Linked DNA regions of Homo sapiens: region 2 is linked to region 1. The links are chromatin loops, found by intact Hi-C in ENCODE. Cell type or tissue: breast epithelium. All regions are shown on one strand. Links, peaks and the distances in the headings refer to the core of each region. The heading gives the core; the rest is flanking DNA.

Region 1 (2,825 bases), core at 171-2,670:
GCATATCAGTATTTACAGTTTGTAGAGAGAAGAAGAAATCACACACATAATCCAAGAAGTGTTTTAAGCCAAAGTAATTATGCACGTTTTTCCAACATAGTGAACCCAATTAAGTGTCTCCATTCCTTGAGTAACAATGTTATCACTAGAAGATATTGTGAACTCTATTGATCTACACAATGGAAGAATGAACTATGAGTTGTTTTTCTAATTGCGTTGATGGTCTTGGGCTAAACCTGGATGCTTCATCTTTTAGAGGTTGTGTTGATAAGGAGGAATCAGTAAAAGAAAATTAAAAAGGAGCAAGCAGAGGATAGGAAGAAAATTAGAAAAATGTCCTTGTAGTCAAAGAAAATATCTCCAGCAGAAGAGTGGATCAGTTAGCTCACATGTTGCTGAGAAGTCAAGCAGGGTGAAGACTGAGAGTTGCTCATTGGATTTAGCAACCTGGGGAGTCATTGGTGATGATGACAAGAGCTGTGTCACTGGAGAAGTGGAGATGAAAACCTTATTGGAGTGGGTTCAAAGAGAATAAAAAATTTATGAAAGATAACTATTACTTGTAATTCAGTTTTGTATATTACAAATATTCAATATTGATGTGGGTACATTTTAATATGCCTGGTAGGATGTGCAGTGGGACTTTGGAAATGGGAATGTTGGAGGCCGTGCATATCTTCAGCAGGCTTTGTCAGGGTTAGGGAGCCTTTGAGCTTTTCCCTAGTTATTATTGGTAGGGGTAGGGCTCTAGTATATAGATTGTAGTTTGTATATTTTGAAATAGAGAAACGGTTCTATGCAGTTTTTTAGTTCTTTGTTAAATGTCTTTGGATGAGAACTATATCTTGAAAATACTCATACTTTGTTTAAAGACTTTTTCATTTCTAGTAAAGATGTGTTCTTTAATTCAATCTATTGATCCTTGTCTTAGATTGTTTTTTGATACTATAATGGAGTACCACACATAAGGTATTCTGTCCATAAAGAATGGAAGTTTACTATTGACATTCTTTACAGAACTAGAAAAAAACTATTTACAAATTCACATGGGACCAAAAAAAAGAGCTTGAATAGCCAAGGCAATCCTAAGCAAAAAGAACAAAGCTGGAGGCAACATGGTACCATCTTCAAATTATTAGAGCAACAGTGACCAAAACAGCATGATACTGGTACAAAAACAGACACATAGAGCAGTGGAACAGAATAGAGAGCCCAGAAATAAGGCCACACACCTGCAGCTGTCTGATTTGTGACAAACCTGACAAAACAAGCAATGGGGAAAGAATTCCCTATGCATTGAATGGTGCTGGGATAATTGGCTAGCCATATACACAAGATTGAAATTGGACTGCCTCCTTATACCATATACAAAAATTAACTCAAAATGGATTAAAAGCTTAAATGTAAAGCCCCAAACTAAAAACCCTGGAAGACAACCTAGGCAATACCGTTCTGGACATAAAAATGGCAAACATTTACTGATGAAGACAGCAAAAGCAATTGCAACAAAGGCAAAAATGGACAAATGGGATCTAATTAAAGTAAACAGCAAAGGAAACTGTCAACAGAGTGAACAGACAACCTACAGAATGGAAGAAAATATTTGCAAAGTATGTACTGACAAAGGTCTAATATGCAGCATCTATAAGGAACTTAAATTTACTAGAAAAAAAATCCATTAAAATGTGGGCAAATGACATGAACAGACACTTGAAAAGAAGACATGGATGCAGCAAACAATCATATGAAAAAAAAGCTTGTCATTGATACTGGAGAAAGCAAATCAAAACCACAGCGAGATACCATCTCACACCAGTCAGAATGGCTATTAAAATGTTAAAAAAATAACAGATGCTGGCAAGGTTGTGGAGGAAAAGGAATGCTTATACACTGTTTGTGGGAGTGTAAATTAGTTCCACCATTGTGGAAGACAGTGTGGTGATTCCTCAAAGACCTAAAAACAGAAATACAGTTAGACTCAGCAATCCCTACTGGGTATATACCCAAAGGAATATAAATCATTCTATTACAAAGACACATGCATGCATATGTTCATTGCTACACTATTCACAATAGCAAAGACATAGAATCAAGCTAAATGCCTATCAGTGGTAGACTGGATAAAGAAAATGTGGTACATATATATCATGGAATACTATGTTGCCATAAAAAAGAATGCGATCATGTCCTTTGAGGTAACATGGATGGAGCTGGAGGCCATTAATCCTCAGCAAACTAATGCAGAAACAGAAATACTGCATGTTCTCACTTATGTGGGAGCTTAATGATGAGGACACATGGACACATAGAGGGGACATACACTGGGGCTTACCAGAGGATGGAGGTTGGGAGGAGGGAGAGGATCAGGAAAAATAATTAATGGCTTAATACCTGGGTGACAAAATAATCTGTACAGCAAACCCCCATGACACAAGTTTATCTATATAACAAACCTGTACTCATACCCTTGAATTTAAAATAAAAGTTAAATTTTAAAAAAAGGAAGTTCATTTAGCTTATGGTTTGGGGGCCCTGAAGTCCAAGAGCACGGCACCAGCATCTGGCCCAGGTCATCCCATGGTGGAATGCGGAAGCAAGGGCAAGACAGAAAGCACAAGGGGCTGGACTAGTTTTTATAACAACCTGCTCTTGTGATAACTACGTTAATCCACTCATAAGGACTTGACCCTTATGACTCAGTCACCTCTTGTTAGGCCCCATCTCCCAATGCTATTGCATCGGGGATTAAGTTTCCAACACATGAACTTTTGGGGGACACATTCAAACCATAGCAGTCCTTTTTCATGAAAGGTGAGACATGTGCT
Region 2 (2,825 bases), core at 73-2,572, 580 kb before region 1:
GGTCTGTGGAATATTCAACATACTTGTCACCTCTTTCCTCATGCACCACAATTTCTTTTCTAAATTTATTTTGTCACAAGGAATCTTAGGAGAAAAATGACTCAATTTCTCAGTAATTTTCATATACGAGAACTAAAGGAGTCCAGCTATTTGTTATGTCATTGAAGTTTGTAAGTTCATAAAACTGTGCTTTATAGGTATGCTTCCTGGGCTTATCAGAAAGTAGAACAGAACAGCAGTTAAACATGTGAGTTGTAGAGTCAGACAGCCAGGATTCAAACTCTGACCCTGCCAATTACAACGGGTGTGACTTCATAATCTTCCTGTGTTCCAGTTTTCTCACAGGAAGATGTGTGGATTATGAAGATTAAATGAGAAAATGCTGTAAAAATCTTTAGAGCAGTGCCTGCATGTAGTAAGTGCCCAGTACATTTTAGCAAAAAGTATAAAATACAGGCTTTCAAATTTAATGATTACTGTCAGGCTAATTTGAGAAATTTAAAATACCGGGTTATATTGCTAGTTATTAGTCTTCCTCTACTGATTATTTTCTTCATTGAACCAACCTTTATCTAACTTCTACTAAGTACAGAAACGGAGTAAAAGAAGATAGATAAGAAACAGTCTATGGAATTGAGTTATTAGGGTTCAGTGGAAGATTTCTCACAGAAGCAATTATAATACAGTGGGAGGATGCTCAGGGTTAGAATACAGATATGGACGCTATGGAGGAGGGTGAGCTGAACAGGTGACAGGGCTGGGAAGAGAGTCTGGGACCAAACTGTGAAGAGGAAGGGGACTGAAATGACCAGATCTGTTTCAGACAATCAGGTACAAGCAGGAATTGAAACCACGGAGTGGATGAGTTTCTTGAGACAGGCGTGTTGAGGAGGGGGGAAAAGTAAATGATGTTTATTTATTCATGACTAGACACTCAAAAAAAGTTTTCTTGCTTTTGCAGCTTAAAATGAATCAGCCAAAATGAAGAAAACTCCCTCTCTACAGTTATTTAATAAAAAAGTGTCTGCAATTAAACACAGCTGGGGTGGGGGGAGGTGGCGGGCACTGCTGGTGCAGGTGTAACTCTGGTAGGTGGGGTAGCAGCATCAGGTTCCCGGTTGGCAGGCTGGTCTGGTCCACAGCTGTGGAGGCTGACTCATCTCAACTGGGTGTGGCCAGGTTAGTTGGTCTGGTGATCTGAAGGTTTGGTCTAAGAAACTGGGGGAGGGCAAGCGTAGTGGACAGGAAGGGAGGGGCTCTATGGAGAAAGTCAGAGGGTGTCAAGGAGAAGATAGCTAAGCAGGCAGATGGGATTGTGACTAGACCCATGGCCAACATGCTGCACTTTAGGCCTGGATAGTTTAAAAAGAAGGCAAAACCAGGGCCAAACAAAAGTGAAATGATGTCATGATGATTTCCCTGACACAGATGCAGTTAGAAAAAAGAAAACCTGCTGTTAGATATATTTTGCTTAGGTTTCTTGGGTAATCTCACTTGGAGTTAGGTCTCAGTTTAGGATAGGGGCCCAGTTTAGGGTTGTGAGAACACCCCAGGGGAATGATCTTGGCTTTGAGATGTCCTTTGGGCTGAATTAGATATGCTGCTTAACAAAACCTAGATGGTCTCTGATAGTGTAGGTACACTGTGGTGGCCATTTTATAGATAACTCTTGTTCTAAGGTTAAAAATTGACCCAAAATGTCAATATAAAAATATTAGCAAAACCTGGAATGCATTAAACAAGCATTTACTTCATAAGTTGTTATGCTATGTTGTCCCCAGAGCAATATTAAAGTTTTAAGCTTTTCATATTGTCTTTTTCTGCTCATCAAAAGTATCTTTAAAACAATCTATTTTTGTATACCACAGATTAATGAAAAACTCAATTAGACCAGTCATTTGGTATCATGTATACAAAACCTAAAAGTAGTCTAAAGTAGAATGAAGTGGTGGTTTTTAAAATTATATTACATTAATATTCCTCATGCCTAAAATCATTTTTTGAGTTATTTACAATAGAAAGGGGGACAACATGTATTCCAGTCCATACATATAAATACTACAAAACTTATGTTAATTATTTTTACCTCTTTGACTTTTAATGTTTAAAAAATAAAATAAATTTAACTTTTAACATTTGCTTTAAGAATTAATGCAAGATTTAAGATTTAAGGATAGGTTTGCTGCAGGCATAGTTTTAGGTATTCTAATCTACATAGACAAGAAATGAATAACAATTACTTACTAACTTATTCACTAATAACTACCTGAACTAGTGTTCTCCAAACTTGTGTGGCACTCTAACAGAGTTTCCAAAGTTAGACAAATTTGGAAAATGCTACATTGAATCAAGTGGCTTTGTTTGTTGCAGGATGTGTATACATAGGCATATTGATACAATATACAATGTGAACTACCTGCAGCCTGTTCAGAATGGAGAGTCTCAAACTTATTTAACTATGGAAAACTCGTGGGAGCAGAGTTTGAGAAATGCTGACCTAGAGTATAGATAAAACAAAAAGAATTGTGGAGTGCTCATACATATCTTCAGAGGTTTTCTTGCCTTTGAAAACAAACAAATCAATTATTGGCAGAAGTTCGATTTCAGGACCTCCCTGTCTGGCCTAATGTTCTTAAAAGTGTCATCACTACATACATGGAGTAATTTCGAGTTGGTAAAAAAAAAAAAAAATCTCTTCGGCCTCTTTGTGAAAAACCTCACAATAAAAATAACTGAAGAAAATAACCAAAAGGCTAATAAAAGCTACCTAGTGGTGAATGGGTAGATAACATTGAATATGATATGATTTCTGCTTCATTGAATCA

What was found. Peaks named below come from ENCODE experiments on the same cell type or tissue, not always from the same donor. Only the 100,000 strongest peaks of a DNase experiment are listed, where the experiment ranks them.
Region 2: a loop joins it to region 1, with 24 times the contacts of the local background. A loop is called at or near these places in 8 of 110 quality-filtered maps.

Annotation. Positions count from the first base shown.
Region 1 is chr14:51,661,268-51,664,092 of GRCh38, forward strand. All of the region lies in intron 1 of FRMD6 (FERM domain containing 6), which reads left to right. Among named protein-coding and RNA genes, the nearest start is that of FRMD6, 11 kb to the left of the region's middle. In breast epithelium, for the core only: no CTCF peak of the experiment used is centred there; no DNase peak of the experiment used is centred there; H3K27ac peaks cover 66 bases.
Region 2 is chr14:51,085,972-51,088,796 of GRCh38, forward strand. The region is part of intron 1 of TRIM9 (tripartite motif containing 9); the gene reads right to left. Among named protein-coding and RNA genes, the nearest start is that of TRIM9, 7.7 kb to the right of the region's middle. In breast epithelium, for the core only: no CTCF peak of the experiment used is centred there; a DNase peak (open chromatin) is centred at 1,111.